Regions from separate parts of the Homo sapiens genome. Here region 2 is linked to region 1. A link is a loop called in an ENCODE intact Hi-C map of the cell type or tissue named here. Cell type or tissue: MCF 10A. All regions are shown on one strand. Links, peaks and the distances in the headings refer to the core of each region. The heading gives the core; the rest is flanking DNA.

The links. A loop is a pair of places that touch in the nucleus more often than their neighbours do. Peaks named below come from ENCODE experiments on the same cell type or tissue, not always from the same donor. Only the 100,000 strongest peaks of a DNase experiment are listed, where the experiment ranks them.
Region 2: it touches region 1 in a loop (9-fold over the local background); 4 of 110 quality-filtered maps call a loop at or near these places.

Annotation. Positions count from the first base shown.
Region 1 is chr6:144,101,057-144,110,939 of GRCh38, reverse strand. LOC105378036 (a long non-coding RNA gene) reads right to left here and starts at 550. Exons shown (of 4, transcript XR_943089.3): 1 at 311-550. In MCF 10A, for the core only: a CTCF peak has its summit at 5,845 (motif pointing left); a DNase peak (open chromatin) is centred at 5,839.
Region 2 is chr6:144,927,928-144,937,810 of GRCh38, reverse strand. No RefSeq gene overlaps it. Among named protein-coding and RNA genes, the nearest start is that of TRQ-TTG4-1, 250 kb to the left of the region's middle. In MCF 10A, for the core only: a CTCF peak has its summit at 6,191 (motif pointing right); a DNase peak (open chromatin) is centred at 6,190.

The sequences.
Region 1 (9,883 bases), core at 1,811-9,810:
AGGTAGTCTAATACGGCAAATTCTTTTAAATATTATAAACACTTCAAAGAAAATAATAAAAAGATTATTCCTAAGCCTAACATGAAAGTATTCATACGGGTGGCATGATATAATTTACCAGCTTTGCATTTAATTATAAATCTTCGATTTGAAAAGTCACTTGCTTAGTAAAGGAAGCAGCTTTAACATCACAAGTTAAAGAAGCTTTAATATCACAAGATCAGATGTTCTATTTCAAAAGAACTGAGGTTACCACCTGGAGCAAGTCATTGTTAATAAATATACAATTTATGACCATAAGGTTACTTACCAGTATGACATTTGAGACTGGAATGGCAACATGGGAGACATTTAGGTACAAGATCATCTTTTCTGAACCAAAGATGGACACCTGAGTCCTTTAAAAAATCATCTCTAAGTTACGAGGGAGCTCTAAGCCCAAACTCTTCAGATGGAATTTCTCAACCTGCCTCTCCGAGTTCACGAGTCGAACACCCCAGCCAAGAGCCATTCCCTAGGCACACTGCAGGCCCAGTGCTATGCACCTGAGCAGCAAAGTGAGCCTTTGGGAGGGCAGATGCAGGAAAGAAACCTGCGCAAAGCCCTGGATGTGGGCTTGGGACTATTCATACTTGGAATTTCTGTTTCCAAATTTAATCTGTGTGAGTCCAAGCCAGGGATTGAGGGAGTGGGGAGCATGGGGGTGTGGACCTAGGTGGGAATGTCCCCTTGACCCGTAGACTCTGCAGCTCATGCGAGGGTGAAGCTCACAGAGGAGTCCAAACAGGTCCCTCTAAAGTGAGGGGCGCGGGGAAAGCCCCACTCTTGCCTTGGTCTTAGGGCAGAACCGCACTAAAACTAGGACAAAATTCCATGTGCTTTTCTTGCCTTTTTAAGTAAAGTGATTAAGCGGATAGAAAGACCGTCTAGCAAATCAAGAGATCCAAAAATAGAGATGAAGGGTATGAAGCCAAAGCAGAATTTCTCTATCTTGAGGACCCTGAAGACGGGGCTTTGACTGAAAGTATTTTTACGTTTCTGACAGAATAAATATGTTCCTCAGACAACTAAAGCAACTAACTCACTGAAGCTCATTATTTAGGCGGTCCTCAGCAGCCTGCTGGAATGTCTTTATAAGAGGGATTTAGAAGCAAACATCCACTTAGAAGGAGGGAGACTTGAAACTGCTTTGCATAGTGGCTTACATAAGCTGAAGAAAATGTCAAAAGAATGGGTGGGGAAATAGCACCATGGACACCGATAAAGATTTTTTTTTTTTTTTTCTGAGACGGAGTTTCGCTCTTGTTGCCCAGGCTGGAGTGCAGTGTCATGATCTCAGCTCACTGCAACCTCCGCCTCCCAGGTTCAAGCGATTCTCCTGCCTCAGCCTCCCGAGTGGCTGGGATTACAGGCACGTGCCACCATGCCAGGCTGATTTTGTATTTTTAGTAGAGATGGGGTTTCTCCATGTTGGCCAGGCTGGTCTTGAACTCCTGACCCAAGTGCCGGGATTACAGGCTTGAGCCACCGTGCCTGGTTGACAAAGATTCTTTAATCAGGTTTCTGAACTTTCTCCTGGGCCCATCTGTGCACTTCCTTGTAAAATCCAGCTTTAGCAAAAGAACTCTGCTAAGTCAATTTCACCAGAACCCCCATCCTCAATAATCTGATCATCCTTGATATCTGATCAGGTTCCTCGTCTCCATCCTCCCCCAGATGATGTCTGATCATCCTGGCCTGTCTTCAGCAAGAATCCTGTTAGGTTGATTTAGCCAGAATCCCCTTTACCCCTGATATTTCCTCCTAGTAATTTTCCATTCACTGACCCCCACCCTGCTCCTTGGTTATAAATTCCCACTTGTCCAGGCTGTATTGGAAGTTAAGCCCAATCTCTCTCCCCTACTGCAACACACTGTTGCAGTCATCCCTGTACCTACCTTGATGGTTCTGAATAAATTCTTCCCTACTATGTTTCAACAAGTATCACTGAATAATTTTTTTCTTTAATAGTAGTTAGCTGGCCAGGCGCAGTGGCTGATGCCTGCAATCCCAGCACTTTGGGAGGCCAAGGAGGGCAGATCAAGAGGTCAGGAGTTCGAGACCAGCCTGGCCAATATGGTGAAACCCTGTCTCTACTAAAAATACAAAAATTAGCCAGGCATGGTAGCATGTGCCTGTAGTCCCAGCTACTTGGGAGGCTGAGGCAGGAGAATTGCTTGAACCCAGGAGGCAGAGGTTGCAGTGAGCCGAGATTGTACCATTGCACTCCAGCCTGGGGGACAGAGAGCAAGACTCCGTCTCAAAAAAAAAAAAAGGTAGTTAGCTATGGCTGTGAGTGTCAATCTGCTCCACCCCCAAATTCTTTTTTGGTCTTAAGCTACCACAAACAAATGAACAGCAAAAAAATAAAAAAAATAAAAATAAAAAAATAAAAAGGTTAGGCTTGCTTCTGCGTCATGGTCTTTTCGGGTCACTGAAGACAATATATTAAACACAGATCCTTAGGGGCTTCTAAGTTAGGAAGCACTCATAGGTGAATGTGAAGAAAATATGATAGAAATAAATAACATTGCAAAAATTTACATGGAGATTTTAAAATGTGGTTCTGTTTTATGAAAGTAAGTGCAATTTGTGAAAAATGAAAGAAACCATACATTAATAAGGATGCACCTGTCATCACTTCTATACACATACCTGTTCTAAAAAGTGAAAATGTAACAACTACCCCATGTCGATTGAGAAGTGGCATTAAACTTTCCCTAGGGACCAGACAATTCTTACACTTGCTCAAATTCGGATAAAAAGAAAAGTATAAGCTCAGCTCCTTTCTTATGGGTTCACCTGCAACTTTTCCCCTGGGTAGACTGTAATGAATGACATCTTTAGTTAGAAACCTGAAGTGTTCAATATTTGCACAGAAGGTCAGTCCCATCCATTTCACCTCTTATTTTTAGACTCCAGATTCTAATTTGTAATTATTGCTGTTCAAGGACCTTAGCTGAACTGACTCAGCTAGGAAAGACTGTTCCATGTAATCCTCTTAGATAAGTCACTGAAGCAACTCAAAAACAATAAAAAATTAGTATATTCATAATTTTGTAAAGCCTTGTCTTGGGTCTTTTTCTCTGATGTTAATTCTATAGAATAAAATTTCCCCCCAAATCCACATCTCTTAGGCTTAAGATAAAGGATGGTTGAGATGTTGAGGTGACTAGTTTTAATTCCTGGGGGATCCTTTGAGATTTTGGTTATCTCCTGCCTACCCCATTATGATAGCAATATTCTAATACTGTCAATATTTTACATTTTAATCCATGCTGGTAGGTTTGGAGTAGAATCACATTTTGGTTTTAAATAACGTTTGTTTGTTCTATTTTTCTCTTTTTATGTCAAAGGTAATGCATGATTCAAACCAAATCCCCCTTAATCACCCATCTCATTCCCCCAAGGCAAATGGTTAATATTTCCTTCAATACTTTTCCTATGATGATACAAATGTGTGTGTGTGTGCACGTGTGTGTGGTGTGTGTTTGAAAGACAGGATCATATAACTTCTATAACTTCCTTTTCCCATTTAATATAAAATGGATGTCTTTTTATGCCTATTTATATCTACTAGGTATGGGCCTCTTAAAAGCTACATATTATGATTATACCATAATTGATGTAATTATTCCTTTTTGTTAACACTCAATTTGTTTCCAGTCCTTTGCTATCACTCAAAAGGCCATCATGAACATTTCTTCCTTCATTTATTCCATCAACATTAATTTAGTACTTAATCACTGAACTTCATGCTGCGGACAGAGCCATGAACCAAACACAAAAGTCCTTGTCTTCACGGAGCTTATATTCTATGTAAGGAGACAGACAATAAGCATGATAAATAAAACATTATTTATGTATTTACATGTAGTTAAACATGTATGCTAGCAATAAGTGGTAAGGGGAAAATAAAGGAAATAGGGGTAGGAAACATTGGTAATGGAGGGACAGGTTTACAATTTTAGATAATTTGGCCAGAAAAGGACTCATTTAAAAAGTGACATTGTGAGCAAAGGCCTAAAAGAACCAAGGTCCTTTGCCACATGGACATCTGGAGACAGTGCATTTCAGGCAGAGGAAATAAAAAGGAAAAATGCCTCTGAGATAGAAACATGCCTGGCCAGTGTGTTTGGAGCAATGGCGAGGCAAGAGATGGTTGAAGTGACAGGGCAGTCTTGTACATGCATCTTTACACAGATTGTGATTGTGGCTGTATTTAGCTCACTCTCTTCTTCCCTCCCAAAGCCCCCGTTCTGCACATGAGGGTTTCATAGTGCTCCCCTGGCTTCAAACTTTTTTTTGCTTCCCAATAGACTAAAAATTCAAACAAGACTGTAAATTACCTGGCCACTGCTTCCATGTCCAACTTCATCTAATGTAACTATTTCTCTGTCACTAGGCTCCAACCGTCTAGTGGTTCCTAGAGTCCTTCAAACTTCTCCCCACTTCAGTGCCTTTGTTCTATGCCTGGAATGCTCTTCCAGAGTTCTTGGCATAGCTGGCTTGTTGTCATTCCTCAGGACACATGCAAGTGTTACCTCTCTAGAGTGGCCTCCCCTCAATCACCTTCTCCTCAGTGCCCCCCTCCTTCTTCCCCATTATTCTTTATCATAGCACCCTGTTTATTCCTTTTACTGAAGTTACAAAAAATCTTCAGTTAAATCTTTTTTTTAGACCTCAAACCTCTTCTCACCATATATTTAAAGATGACTTCCCTCTCTTAGGTAAACTGTGAAAATGACAAATTGTGACTCTTAACTATTTCCTGTGGTTTAAATGCTTGTGTCTCCCCAAAATTCATTTGTTGACATTTCAACTCCAAGATGGTGGTTTTAGAAGGTGCGGCCTTTGGGAGGTTAGCTCATGAAAGGAGAGCTGTCATGAATGGGATTAGTGCCTTCATAAAAGAGGCCCAAGAGAGCTCCCATGCTCCTTCAGGCACATGAGGACACAGAGAAGGGACGTCTGTCTATTAACCAGGAAGCAGACCCTCACCAGACACCAAATCTTCTGGAACTTAATCTTGGACTTCCCAGCCTCTAGAACTCTGATGAATAAATTTCTGTTAAGTTACCCAATTTATGGCATTTGTGATAGCAGCCTGAACTAAGACACTTGTTCTCATAAAAATACTATTATAAGAGTAAATTTCATATTACTGTAACAAATGGAACATGCATACAGTGCTTCAATGTTTCTTTGTAAAATTTCTCCATTGAGAAATTGTTTAAAAATTGCACTGGCCTGTGATTTAATGTTATCACTAAGGAACAGAAAGGAACCAGCCTATTAAATCTTATGAGTTGTAGAATGGAGGCCCATGGCAATCATATCTGTCCCAAGAGAAGTTATATGAAAAGTACATAAAATTTAACCCTTGTAGTATATCCCCAATTAGGGGCAAAACCCTTAAAAAATGGAGAGTTCTAGATCTGCCCAGATATATGAAACCCACAATGGTTGGAAAAAGAAAAGTAGAAGATAAAGACATTTTCAATCACAGAAAAATAAGATTATAACTAGCAAATTTATTTTAAAAATTCTCTAAATTCCATATCACCTAAATTCCACATCACCACTTATTGTGTAATGCCCCCAAAGTATAAGGGAATGGTTGCTTCCTTTTCTCCTAAATTATCAAAGTCTTAGTTGCCTTTAAAAATACAGCACACCAAAGTATTATTTTTAGCATCTCATTCACAAGGCACCGTTCCTGCTTACTGTGATTGAGAAGCTCAAGGGTGCCTCATTATAAAAATGTTCTCAACCATTGTTCCATTTGTTGGCCTTAAATACTGTTTTGGCGACCCCTAGTGTGAAACATTATTTCAACATCTGGACATATTGAAAGTCCTCCTAATACTTGCTTACAGACAGAAATGATATCTAAAATAATTTTTCACCAAGGGAAATGTGACTTCAGTTAATTTCTACTTAAAGTTCATGTCTTTCTTAGATCATAATAAAATTTGAATATAATTTCTGGTGATCCAAGACATTTGAAAATCACCGAAAAGCACTATGGTTAGAAATTCATGATTGCGTTAAGTGTGTGCACAACAGTAGTTTCATTGTCTTTAATAATGCTCTAATTCCACTACTAGGAATTCACCCTACGAATATACTTGTACATGTGCAATATAACATATGTACAGTATTAGTCATTGCAGCAAGGTTATTCATTGCAGCAGTGGAAACAACATAAAGGGTAATCAATAAAAGGGTGGTTACTGGGAGTATGATACACTCATACAAGGGAATATTATGTGGCAATAATACAAGGAAAAAAAGAATGAGAAAACTCTTTTATGTATTAATATGCGATGATCTCTATGATGTATCAAAGAACATAGAACAGAATTAAACAACCAACACAAAAAACCAAGGTAGAGAATTATGGTGAGTATTTTGCTACCATATGAATTTTAAACGGGGGTAAAATACTATACATATTTGTGTTTGCTTATACATCCATGAATGTAATCTCCCAAAGGATACACAAGAAACTAATACAGTGTGGTTACTCATTAAAGATGGGGGTGAGAAATGGTATAAGTTAGATACTGCGTTCCTTGTTATAGTTCTCTATGTGTGGATTATGCCTTTGCTAGTCAAAATGTTAAATGGCTTCTTAAAAAATTTAAAGCCTGCAGCACAAGGCCAAGAAAGACAAGGAAGACTTTGCTTCAAAAACAGATCCAACAGAATATAATTTTCTGTCTTAAAACATATGTAATTTTTCTTTATACATTTTAAATTCTATACACTTTTCTAATGGAATCTTTTATTGCATATTTTTCCTTACTCAAATGCTGAACTGTAAGACAGCATTTGTAAAATTTTATTTTTAAGATTTCTGTTTACTTTTTTTCCTTCCCCAAAGTCACCTAGTAAAGACAACATTTGATAGTTACATAAAGTAACCTAACAGGTGGGATTGACTTGAGGTAATATCTTCGGTTAGGAAATTCTCACAGCTCTCCTGGCATGTCTTGCCAATAAGATTGCTGGTTCCAGACCAAAATTCTTTATTGTCAACAAGTGTAAGAAATTGTAATATTCCTTATTAGGTCATAATTTAAAATTCATGTGTAATATAAGTATACATGGCAGATACCCAGGAATAAACTTAACAGAATATGGTAAAGATATGAATGGAGAAAATTATACCAGCTTTATTTTACATTAAGAAAAGTAGACTTAGGCAGGTTGCGGTGGCTGACGCCTGTAATCCCTGCACTTTGGGAGGCCGAGGTGGCCTTGAGGCCAGGAGTTCAAGACCGGCCTGGCCAATATGGTGACCCCTGTCTCTACTAAAAACACAAAAAAATTAGCCAGGCATGGGGGCACATGCCTGTAATCCCAGCCACTCGGGAGGCTGAGGCATGAGAAATTGCTTGAATCTGGGAGGTGGAGGTTGCAGCGAGCCGAGATCATATCACTACACTCCAGCCTGAGCAACAGAGCAAGACTCTGTCAAAGGAAAGGAAAGGAAAGGAAAGGAAAGGAAAGGAAAGGAAAGGAAAGGAAAGGAAAGGAAAGGAAAGGGAAAGGAAAGGAAAGGAAAGGAAAGGAAAGGAAAGGAAGAAGACAAAGAAAGAAAGAAGTAAATAAATGAAAAAATATACCATGTGCATCAATGAGAAAATTCAACATAGTTAAGATGACAACTCTCTCCAAGTTAAAAATTAAATATAATTACAATTAAAAATTGCAGCACGGTTTTCATACTATTTGAAAGCTGACTTCATTAAATGTGAGGCTTTGTAGTGCCTTTAAGGATCATCTGGGGGAATGTAGAAACTACTATTCAGGCATTTATTTAGGTTTTAAAAGCTGATGCTCCCTCTGCTAAACTTATAAATTGAAAAACTACCTGTTCCCTTAAGCTTTTAACTTCAGCTAAAAATCCTAATCTATTTCTAAGTTTAGCAAATTTTAGCGATCGTTTTAAAGGGGACTTTGAATAAAATTTAGTTCTACTCCAAAGTTTAACTATTTTAAACACTTTAAATCATAGTTAATTTTTTTCCTTTTTTTTTTTTGAGACAGGGTCTCACTGTCACCCAGGCTGGAGGGCAGTGGTAAGATCTCAGCTCACTGCAGCCTCAACCTCCCAGGCTCAAGCAATCCTCCCATCTCAGCCTCCCGAGTAGCTGGGACTACAGGCACGTGCCACCAGCCTCAGCTAATTTTTGTATTTGTAGTAGAGACGGGGTTTCACCATGTTGCCCAGGCTTGTCTCCAACTCCTGGACTCAAGAGATCCTCCTGCCTTGGCCTCCCAAAGTGCTGGGATTACAGGCGTGAGCTGTCACGCCAGGCCTAAACCATAGTTATTAATATATTTTATGCTCCTTGTAAGTATTGCAATTATCTGATTTAATAAATAAAATCTTTTCAAGTATTTCAATTATTTTCATAAATCTAATTAAATTCACAAATATGTAAAAAGCAAGTTATTTTATGTATTCCATGTCACTGTATATAACTATTATGGCTGAATTGTGTCCCTCTAAAATTCACATGTTAAAATCCTACAGCCTGGCCAACATAATGAAACCCCAAGTCTACTAAAAATACAAAAATTAACCGGGCATGGTGGTGCATGTCTGTAATCCAGCTACTTGGGAGGCTGAGGCAGGAGAATTGCTTGAACCTAGGAGGTGGAGGTTGCAGTGAGCTGAGATCACGCCACTGCACTCCTGTCTGGGTGACAGAGCAAGACTCCATCTCAAAAAAAAAAAAAAAAAAATCCTAACCCCCAGCACCTTGGAATGGGACTGTATTTGGAGACAGTACCTTTAAGAGGTAATTAAGTTAAAATGAGGTTATATGAGTGAGTCCTAATCCAATATGACTGGTGTCTTTATAAGAGATTAGAACACAAACAGGCACGGAAGGAAAGCTTTGTGAAGACACAGAGAGCCAAGGAGAGATACCTCAGAATGAAACCAGCCATGCCAACACCTTGCTCTTGGATGTCTAGCTCTAGAACTGTGAGAAAATAAATTTCTGTTGTTTAAACGACCAGTGGTACTTCTGTTACGGCAGCATTAGCAAACTAATATATCTTGATTCTTAATTAATACACATAAGGGCATTTTCCATTTACCTCTAAAGGCTTTTGAATTTGAGGAATTCTCTCATATCTTAGAATCATTCTTAATGATATAGAAATAGTATTAAATTAATTTTCACGGCTTTGTTCTACTCTATCACAATTGCCATAAGGATTCTGCCAATTCTAAATTCATGTGGAAAAGCAAAAGATCAAGAATAGTCAATAAATTTATGAAAGAAAAAAATTGTACAGGCTTTCATCCTATCAGATATCAAGACCTATTATAAGGGTTCAGTAATTAAGACCCTGTGCTACTGTTGAAGGTATAGACAGATAGACTAAAGGAATAGAATGCCCAGCTCTATAAATAAGTAATAGAAGCACTAAATGAGTAGAAAAAAAGATGCACTATTTAATAAATGATTGGTTATCACTGGTAACTAGAAAGCCAAATAGGAAAATACTAAAAATTAGATCCATAAATCAAAACAAAACGAAACGAAAGCTTCCAGGTGGATTAAAGTTGTAAACATGAAAAACAAAAATTCTAAAACTTTTAGAAGACAATAAAGGAAACTCTTTTTGTGGCCCTTTGGCAGGAAAGGGCTTTGATTGATTTCATTTTCTAAACCAAATACAAAAAGCACAAACCATAAAGAAGGGCTGATAAATCTGACTACTTTAAACTTAACTTCTCTACAACAAAAGATATCCTAAAGAAAGGGTAAAGAAAAGCTATAGACTGGGAAAAGATACTTTCATTGCTTATAACCGC
Region 2 (9,883 bases), core at 1,278-9,277, 830 kb before region 1:
GGGTGATATGGTTTGGCTGTGTCCTCACCGAGATCTCATCTTGAATTGTAACTCCCACAATTCCCATGTGTCATGGGAGGTACCCAGTGGGAGGTAATTGAATCATGGGGGCAGGTCTTTCTTGTGCTGTTCTTGTGATAGTGAATAAGTCTCATGAGATCTGATGGTTTTATAAAGAGGAGGTCCCCTACACAAGCTCTCTCTCTCTCTCTGTTTGTGTGCTACCATCCATGTAAGACGTGACTTCCTCCTCCTTGCCTTCCACCATGGTTGTAAGGCCTCCCCAGCCACATGGAACTGTAACTCCATTAAACCTCTTTCTTTTGTAAATTGCCCAGTCTTGGGTATGTCTTTATCAGCAGCATGAAAACTGACAAATACAAAGGGTATCCTAGAAGTCAAAGGAGAAAAGGATCTACAGGAGGAAGGGGCCATCAACAGTATCAAATCTCACAAAGCAGATGAGAAAACATCAATGTGTCTGTCAATTAGAAGGCGTGAACATCCATTTCTAGGAATGTAAGGAGTTGATGGGCTCTGAATAAATGAAGGCAGAAAGTGCGGACTGCTTTTTCAATATTCTTGGTTGTAATGGGGTGCCTTGCTACAGGGCTTTGGCTGAAGAAATATAGAGGCCTAGCAGAGGAGTTCATTTACAATGAGCTTTCTTATGTTCACAAGGTGTTGAGAAGTCAGTGAAGAGGAAAAAGTTTAAAAATACTAAAGAGGAGTAAATATAGAAGTGATAGGAGAGGATGAATGAACTTGAGATCATCTGTAAATTGAAGCTTCTTTCTCTAAGGCTACAGAGGAAGAAGTGAAGATGTGAGTCAGCCTGGAGTTCATCCCACTTCAACTTCAATTATCTTTGGGACGTGGACAACAGCCTCGGCAGCTAAAAGAAGAAAGTGCAGGGGTGGAATAAGAAACTTGATCAGAGCAGTTAAAATCCATGATCCTTCTGGGGTGAATGGCAGAGGAAACTGACCAGAGGCAGACAAAGGTCTTGTTGAGTAGTTTAAATGGCCCATCTGAAGCCAAAGACCATTAAAATGATCCTGGTACCAAGAATCCAAATGTGTTATTTTCTCTACTATTCGTTAATTCATCTGTAGAAGGAGAAAGAAAACCAGTTAGATTAGAATGATTACAAGATTTGTGTGGTAGAAAAATGGAGGAAACCATTGAAAACAGGGAAGAATTGATTGAAGTAACTAATTGTGAAGTCTGCTCTGAAGTGGGAAGAATGTTAAATCATAAAAAGAACAAACAAGGAGAAAAAAGAAAGGATTAAGGAACTAGAAATCTCAATGATGGTGAAGAACAGGCAAGTGTACTGGACATGTAACATGCAGGAGGAATAGAATGAGTTCATAAAAGGAACTTTACTTTTGGCTCCCACTTACCCTTTAACCTTGCTGGGTAGGGGCAGAGGGTAGAATGTCTTCTGTTTCTGAATGAGCGGGTTCTCAACTCCCCCTCTGACCCTTTTCAGGTAGCAAAAATTTCTTCAGATCCTTTAATTCACAAACAATTCAGTAATAAAAAATATCTGGTTCAACATTAACCCACAATTCAATCCAGCTTGGAAGGTAAGCCCTATCACCCTATCCCCTCCTCACCCTAGGTTAGGGCCAGGCATAGGTAGGCTGCCTGCCACTTGGGGAGGAGGATGGTTTCTTCTCCCCACTGAACTGACTGCTATTTCAGACTTTGCCAGAATGGAAGCAGAGGGTGGGAGGAGAGGTAAGGGATACTCGAAAGTTCTTGACTACTTCTACTTTAGCTTGCCTTTATTGTCTCTGAATCTAGCAAATATTTAAAGCTCATTCTTATCTCCAAGGGCTGTTTTGTGCCTTTGTTAGAGACTCCCCTTCAGGAACCCCCTGACTGCAATTATCTTGATTCACAGAGTCCTCTTCTCTAGCTAACCACCCCTGATTCACTCTGAGTTTCTGTCCCTGCTTTTTGTTGCTTGGCCCCTTATCTGGCAGGCCAGAGTCATCTTTAGAGAAGAAAAGAGAGAGAAAATGTGTGTGTGTATGTGTATATATACACATGCATACACACACACACATATGTGTGTGTATATGTAATAAATATATATGTATATCTGTTTTATGCATATACACTTGCATATTTAATTTCTTCCTATGGATTTCAGTCACTGTCCAGTATCAGTTCTTTCAGCCTGAAAGAGTTTCTTAAGTACTTCAAGTAGGACAGATCTGCCAGCAACTAATTCCCTCAGTTTTTGCTTATCTTGTAATGTCTTTGTTTCACCTTCAATTTTAAAAAAGGAGAATGAACAGGGAGAAAAAACATCATTGAATACATCATTGGGTATAGGATCCTTGGTGAATAGTTTTGCTACATTCAGCACTTTGAATACATCATTCCACTGCCTTCTGGACCCCATTGTTTTGAAGGAGAAGTCAATCATTCATTGTTTGTCATTCCCTTGTATATAATGAGTCACTTTTTTCTTTTTTTTTTTTTTTTTTTTTTTTGCTGTTTTCAGTATTTTCTCTTTGTTTTTAACATTCATCAATTTCACTATGATGTCTAGAAGTGGGTCTTTTTTGTTTATTTTACTTGGTATTTGTTCAGCTTCTTGGATTTGTAAATTGTTTTCATTAAATTTGAGAAGTTTCAAGGCATTTACTTTTTCTTTTACTTTTCTTTTTTTTTTTTTTTTTTTTTTGAGACAGGGTCTGACTTTGTCTCCCAGGCTTCAGTGCACAATCTTGGCTCAGTACAACCTCCATCTGTGGGGCTCAAGCAATCCTCCTACCTCAGCTTCCTGAGTAGCTGGGACTATAGGCACATGACACTATGCCTGGCTAATTTTTGCAGGGTGTTTTGTTTTTGTTTTTTTCTTTTTTTTGGTATAGACAGGGTTTCATCATGTTGCCCAAGCTGGTCTCAAACTCCTGGGCTCAAGTAATCCACCCACCTCAATCTTCTAAAGTGCTGAGATTACAGGCATGAGCCAGTGTGCCTGGCCGCCATTATTTCTGAAAACATTTTTTCTTTATTTTCTCTCTTTCTGTGAGACCTATTATATATATAGATACACTTGATGTTGCCCCTCAGGACTCTAATACTCTGTTAATTTGTCTTCTCTCTTTTTTCCCTCTGTTCTTCAGATATATCCAACTTCAAGTTTGCTATTGTTTCTTTTGCCATCTCAAATCTGCTCTTGAGTCCATCTAGTGAATTTCTTATTTCAGTTATTGATCTTTTTAACTCTAGAATTTTTATTTGGCCTTTTTAGAGCCTCTATTTCTCTCATGAGGTTCCCTATTTTTTGAGTTATTGTCACAATATTTTTCTTTACTTCTTTGAGCATATCTGTGAGAGATGCCTTGAAGCATTTTTCTACTAAAGCTTACACTTAGACCTATTCTGAGTCTGTTTTTATAAACTGGGTTTTGGGTTTTATTTTAGTATGAATCACACTTCTCTGTTTCTGTGCATGTCTTATAATTGTAGCAAGTATAGATTCTGTTTTATTTTTCCAAGTGTTACTTTTTTATTAATTTGCTTGGACATAAACTCCAATGTCTGTCTCCCCAAAAATATGTACCTACTGATGTCTCCATTCTGTATTCTTTTCTTTTTATTTTTCTATTTTACCCTGGCTTCCTAGGTGTTATTCCTATAACTGCACAGTTTAGTAATCAGACAATAATGTAGATTGAGGTTGTGTTCAAACCCCTCAAGCCCATAAGTTTTCCTCCTTCTGTTCATTGATCTGTACATGGGCTGGGAAGTACATTCCAAGTTGCAGCAAGTTTTCAAGTGTCCCTTAACTTATACTTTACGCTAGGATAAAGCTAGGATAAATGTAGTTTCCCAGTAGGCCGAGGATATATGAAAAGTATATCTTAGGACTTTCATAGCTCTTTCTCTTCCAAGATCTTCTTATTAAATTTTTACTAGTTCACTGCTCACCCTAACCAGGACCACAAACCTAGATAAGCAAAGCTACAGGTCCTCCCCATTTATTTTCTACCAAGTTCTTTAGTTTTAGCTGACACAGCTATGGGGTTTTGTCTTTTTTCTCAAATTGATTCTGTCCCCTCTGGCAATAAAGCTGCTGGGTTTTTTAGACAGCACCACACTGGTAAAACTATACTTCTTGTCAACTGTGCTGGGGCAGGAGGGAGGATGGGAGCAGCCCAAGCAAAAGGGCATAGATGTCTGCCTTTCCTTCCCAAAGCACTCCAGGTTTTTAAGAATACATGATTCTAAAATTGTGGTTTACACACTCTGGGCTCTATGGTCAGTCCAGTGCCTGGAAATATTTCATCCTTTTGACAATTTTGTTCAGTTTGGCTAAAAGGATTCACCAATGTTTTTATGCTACCATAACTGAAAATCCCTCCAAGACAGTCACTTTTAAAATGAGTTCAGGCTGACATTACTAGTGTGGTTCCCATACCTGGTCCTTAGGAATCATGCCCACTGGTCTGCAGTTGGAAGGAAGGCAATGCTATCACAGACAGTTCACTCCTAAACCACAAGCTACTGCAGCCTTCTCAAGCATGAGCCAAGCCCCATTAATCTGATTCAAAACCTACAGAGATTGCATATCAATTTCTCAATGTAATCCCATTGGAGTTTTTCATGCTAGACTTGGGATTAGGGGCAATTGCCCCCTTTACACACACTCTCTCGTTTCATAGGTTGAACTCAACAAGATAGCTCACTGCAAAGAAGTCCTCTCCAAATTCTACTTATCACGCCCAATAATAGCCACTTTTTAGATCGTTAAAAAGATCTAAAAAAATCGTGTGGCTTGAGAGTCATTCAATCAGTGAACTGACTTACAATTCATTTTAGAAGGTGTCATCTAGTGTCTTTGGCCTCAATTGAAAGACAGGACAAGTCCCATTTTAATGTCCTGTTATAGGAATAACCTAATGAAATATTTGTACATACACAGGTTGAGGTTAGATGGCAACAAGAGTGTTGTAACATAGGAGCTGCAATATTGACAGCTTGCTTAATCCAAATAGAAAGTGATTCTGCTAATACAGGCACCTTCAATTTAGCTCACCCTTAGAAATGAATTGACATTATTCTTTGCTGTGTAAGAAAACAACTGCCTTCATGCACTGCTCATACAGACAGCTAATTAAATGAAACAAAAGTTGCTACAAACAGAAAGTTTCATTAAGAGGCCCCTGTGGATGATTCAAGTAATTATGTCTGTCAAGGGAAGATATTATAGGAAGGATGTTGTGTTTGGAGAGCACACAGTATTATTAGTGTTATATTTTGGCAGTCTGAGACATCATAGCATCCTTTAATGTATCAGTGCCCTTAAGAAGATCAAAGGAGAAGAAACCTCTCTGCCTGCCTTTTTAAGAGTTAAAAGAGATTTAAGAATGGCAGAGCTTGGCTGTAATAAGTAAGCAAACAACAACCTGCAGGTATCTAGTGATTCCTGTTTATAATTAATTAAGTAAAAGACAAAAGTCATTTCTCTCAGAAGGCAGTGTTTCAATACTGCCAATGTTAGTTAAGAAAGATTTTTTGGTGTCTCCAGCCTCCTTAGGGGTATCTTCAATCAGAAAAAAAAAAGATTTCAAATGAACAATCATGTATATATGTGTGGTGAGGTGTGAAGGTATATGCACATTTATAATAAGTACATTCATTTTCCATATATAGAAATGCAGCTTCCTGCTTAGGTATTTTTGGCATTCACTAAAAACAGTAAGCATGCTGTTAGACAAATTACCTCTCAAGGTCTCAGTTTCTCCATCTGTATAATGAAAGGAATCACAGATGGCAAATAAAATTTTCCTGCTGAAACAAAATGGTAGAGGCTCTATACCATAAAGAAAATGATTTCGAGGCTATTGAGGGCTTAGTAGACAAATGTGCTCTGGTAAATAAGTAATGTCTTTCATGGCCAAAAGATAGGAGAGTGGTAATTTAATTTGCAATTTTGCCATCTCTGGACAATATATCTAAGGGTTCTTTAACATCTTACAAATCTCTAACTCTATGTTATAGTCTGTATTATATCTTCTAGAGCAAGTCAATCTAGTTCATAAACAGAAATAGAACTGAGGTAGGAGACCAGCAGGACTGGTTTTCTGGACACAACCCTGCTAACCAAATCAGGGTCTGGTCCAGACAGGATAAAGTGAAGAAACCAGCAGGAACCAGCAGATGGCGATGAAAGCAATCTCTAGTGCCATGACTATTTACAAATGCCACGACAGCAACCCAAAAGTTACCCCCTCTTTCCATTCTAACAACCCCTAAGTTACTGTCTCTTTCTTAGAAAGTTCCAAATAATCCTTCCCTCAATTTGCATTGACCTGCCTCTTAATTCACATGTAACTGAAAGTGGGTTTAAGTGAGTACAAATACAGTTGCCAAGAGCCCATACATTGATAAATCTGGGTGCACTGCCTATGATTAGAACTTCTCTGCAAGGAGCAGTACTGTTCAACAGAAGATTACTGTCTTACTGGTGATCCGGCTTGCCCTTAAATTCTATCCTGGGTAAAGCCAAGGACCATCCCAGATTAACGCTAAATTTTGGAACCCATCCGTCCTGCAACAGGTTCACTCCATAGAAAATTGAGGATGAAACTGATTTCATTGGTAGGTAGACTGGTCACTCATTTATATGAAGAGATTTGGGGAAGTAGAGTAGACAGAAGTTCCCTTGCATCATTAACAATGGAAGTGTTTTTCGTGGGTCTAGTATTTTCTCTACAGTTTATATGCAATCACTCCTAGGAAATTAACTCATCACACTAAAATGTCATTGAATAATATCAATAAACACGTTTTTATTGCGATATTCACTTTATAAAATGCTTTTATACTCATTTTTTTCTCATGCATAGTTGTTATTTCATAATAAGCCTGTAAGGTAAATATCTTTATTCATATTTCAGGTGAAGAAGTTGATGCCAGTGAGGTTAAGTGAATCAGTTGCTCAAGACTCCCCGGCTATACAGATAGTAAGGGTTAGAGATGGGACCTGAACCCAGAGTACTTAACACTAAGTCCAAAGAGGTTTTTTTGATTGTTTGTTTGTTTGTTTTTGAGACGGAGTCTCGCTCTGTTGCCCAGGCTGCTGTACAGTGGCGCGATCCACATACAATAAAAATGTATGTGTTTATTGATATTATTCAGTGACATTTTAGTGTAGTGAGTTAATTCGCTGCAAGCTCCACCTCCCGGGTTCACGCCATTCTCCTGCCTCATCCTCCTGAGTAGCTGGGACTACAGGCACCTGCCACCACACCCGGCTAATTATTATTATTATTATTTGTACTTTTAGTAGAGAGATGAGGTTTCACCATGTTAGACAGATGGCCTCGATCTCCCGACCTCGTGATCTGCCTGCCTCAGTCTCCCAAAATGCTGGGATTGCAGGCTTGAGCCACCATACCTGGCCTAAGTCCAAAGAGTTTTACACCACATCACAGCTAATCCTTCACAGAAAGTAGTGTTCAATAGGAAGAAGAGAAATGGCGTAATAGAAATAGTTATTCAAGAAGGCAGGAATGGAGGAGGCTAGTGGTGGTAGAGTCAGATGTTTAGGAAAGAAAAGAAAAATCCAAGCCTCAAAGCCACACATTACTGACTCTCTCCTTTATATCTCAACATCCTTCACTCTGACTTTAAAACTCATATAATCCACAACCATTTCCACAAGGAGAACTGTTTATTTTTACCCCCACGCTCCCACCCTGCCCAAATCTACTCTTTCCACAGTTTTCTACATACTATTACATGGTATATTAATTTGCTAGAGATGCCATAAAACATTACCACAGACTGCATGGCTTAAACAATGGAAATTTATTTTTTCACAGTTCCAGATGCCAGAAGTTAAGATCTAGGTGCCATCAGTGTTGGTTTCAGGGCTGTCTTCCAGGAATGTAGTTGGCTGCCCTCTTGCTGTATCCTCATATAGCTTTTCCTTAGTCTGTGAATAGAAAGAAAGAGATGTCTGGTGTCCCTTCTTCTTATAAGGACACCAGTGCTACTAAACTAGAATCCTATCCTATGACCCCATATATCCTTAATTTTACCTTTCTGGAGGCCTTGTATCCAAATATAGTCACACTGGGATATAGGCTTCAATATATGAATTTTGGGAGAACACACACAGTCCATAACAACATGGAATAGCTTTTCAATCAGTTATTCCGGTCAAAATACTAGGAGTTATATTTTGAAGGTAGATAGTTTGAATGTGAGATGTTTGGGAAAAGAGGAGTCAAGGATAACTCCTAGTACACCACTGACTTCTCATCACCTCCATTGCTATGACCAAAGACCAAGCCACCTGCCCTCTCCTGGACTACTACAAAAGCCTCCTAACTGGTCTTCCTGCCAAAGTGGTCATTTAACCCTCTAAATCAGATAACTCCTCTTTTTAAAACCATCAGTGACTTCCCATATCCCTTAGAATTCAATCCAAACTCTTCCTAGTGTTGGGAAGGTATTGACTAATCTCCAAGTAACCTCCCCCTTGCTCAATGGTTTCCCCAGCCATCCTGCTTCTCTTGCTAGTCCTCCAACACTCAAAATCCTTCCCATGCCAAGGGATTTGCCCTGACTCTTCTCTCTGGCTAGAATGCTGAATTTCCTAGAACTGCTCACAGCTCACCCTTCACAACAGTCAGACCTCTACTAAGGTTTCATCAACTAGGAGGCCTTCCCTGACCACACCAACTGAAATAGCCCCCAGCATTCAAACTATCTCAACCACACAGCTCACTGTCTGCAGCTACAGGGCATCACTCTTCCAGAAAACCCTGGCTCAGGAAGATAAAGTTGCAGATCACGTGATTGTTTCAGGAACTTCCCAATGTCCATTTATCCAAACAACACTAGCTTTCATTCAAGTAAACTCCTTTTCTCAGATCAACAGATTGCTCATCTGGGTTCATCAAACATGGTTTATTTCATGCACATCCGTGTGAAGAGACCACCAAACAGGATTTGTGTGAGCAATAAAGCTGTTTATTTCACCTGGGTGCAGGTGAGCTGAGTCCGAAAAGAGAGTCAGCGAAGGGAGATACGGGTGGGGCCCTTTTATAGGATTTGGGAAGGTAAAGGAAAATTACAGTCAAAGGGGGTTGTTCTCTGGTGGGCAGGGGCGGGGGTCACAAGGTGCTCAGTGGGAGAGCTTCTGAGCCAGGGGAAGGAAATTCACAGGGTTAATCACTCAGTTAAGGTGGGGCAGGAACAAATCACAATGGTGGAATGTCATCAGTTAAGGCCGGGCAGGGCCTTTTCACTTCTTTTGTGATTCTTCAGTTACTTCAGGCCATCTGGGCGTATACGTGCAAGTCACAGGGGATGCGATGGCTTGGCTTGGGCTCAGAGGCCTGACATTCCTGCCTTCTTGTACTAATAAGAAAAATAAAACAAAATAGTGTTGAAGTATTGGGGCGGCGAAAATTTTGGGGAGTGGTATGGAGAGAGAATGGGCAATGTTTCTCAGGGCTGCTTCAAGCGGGATCAGGGGCGGCGTGGGAACCTAGAGTGGGAGAGATTAAGCTGAAGGGAGATCTTGTGGTAAGGGGTGATATTGTGGGGTTGTTAGAAGCAACATTTGTCGTGTAGAATTATTGGTGATGGCCTGGATATGGTTTTGTATGAATTGAAAAACTAAATGGAATAAGAAAAGGAGAAAAACAGGTATAAAAGGACTAAGAATTGGGAGGACCTAGGACATCTGATTAGAGAGTGCCTAAGGAGGTTCAGCATAGTCCTGCCAGCAAAGATTATTTATTTACTTCAAGAGTTTAGAGTGGCAGTTTGGGGATAGCACGAGGAGATATCAGCTGTGATGGCTTGGAGAAACAGTGTAAACCGGCAGTGTAAACAA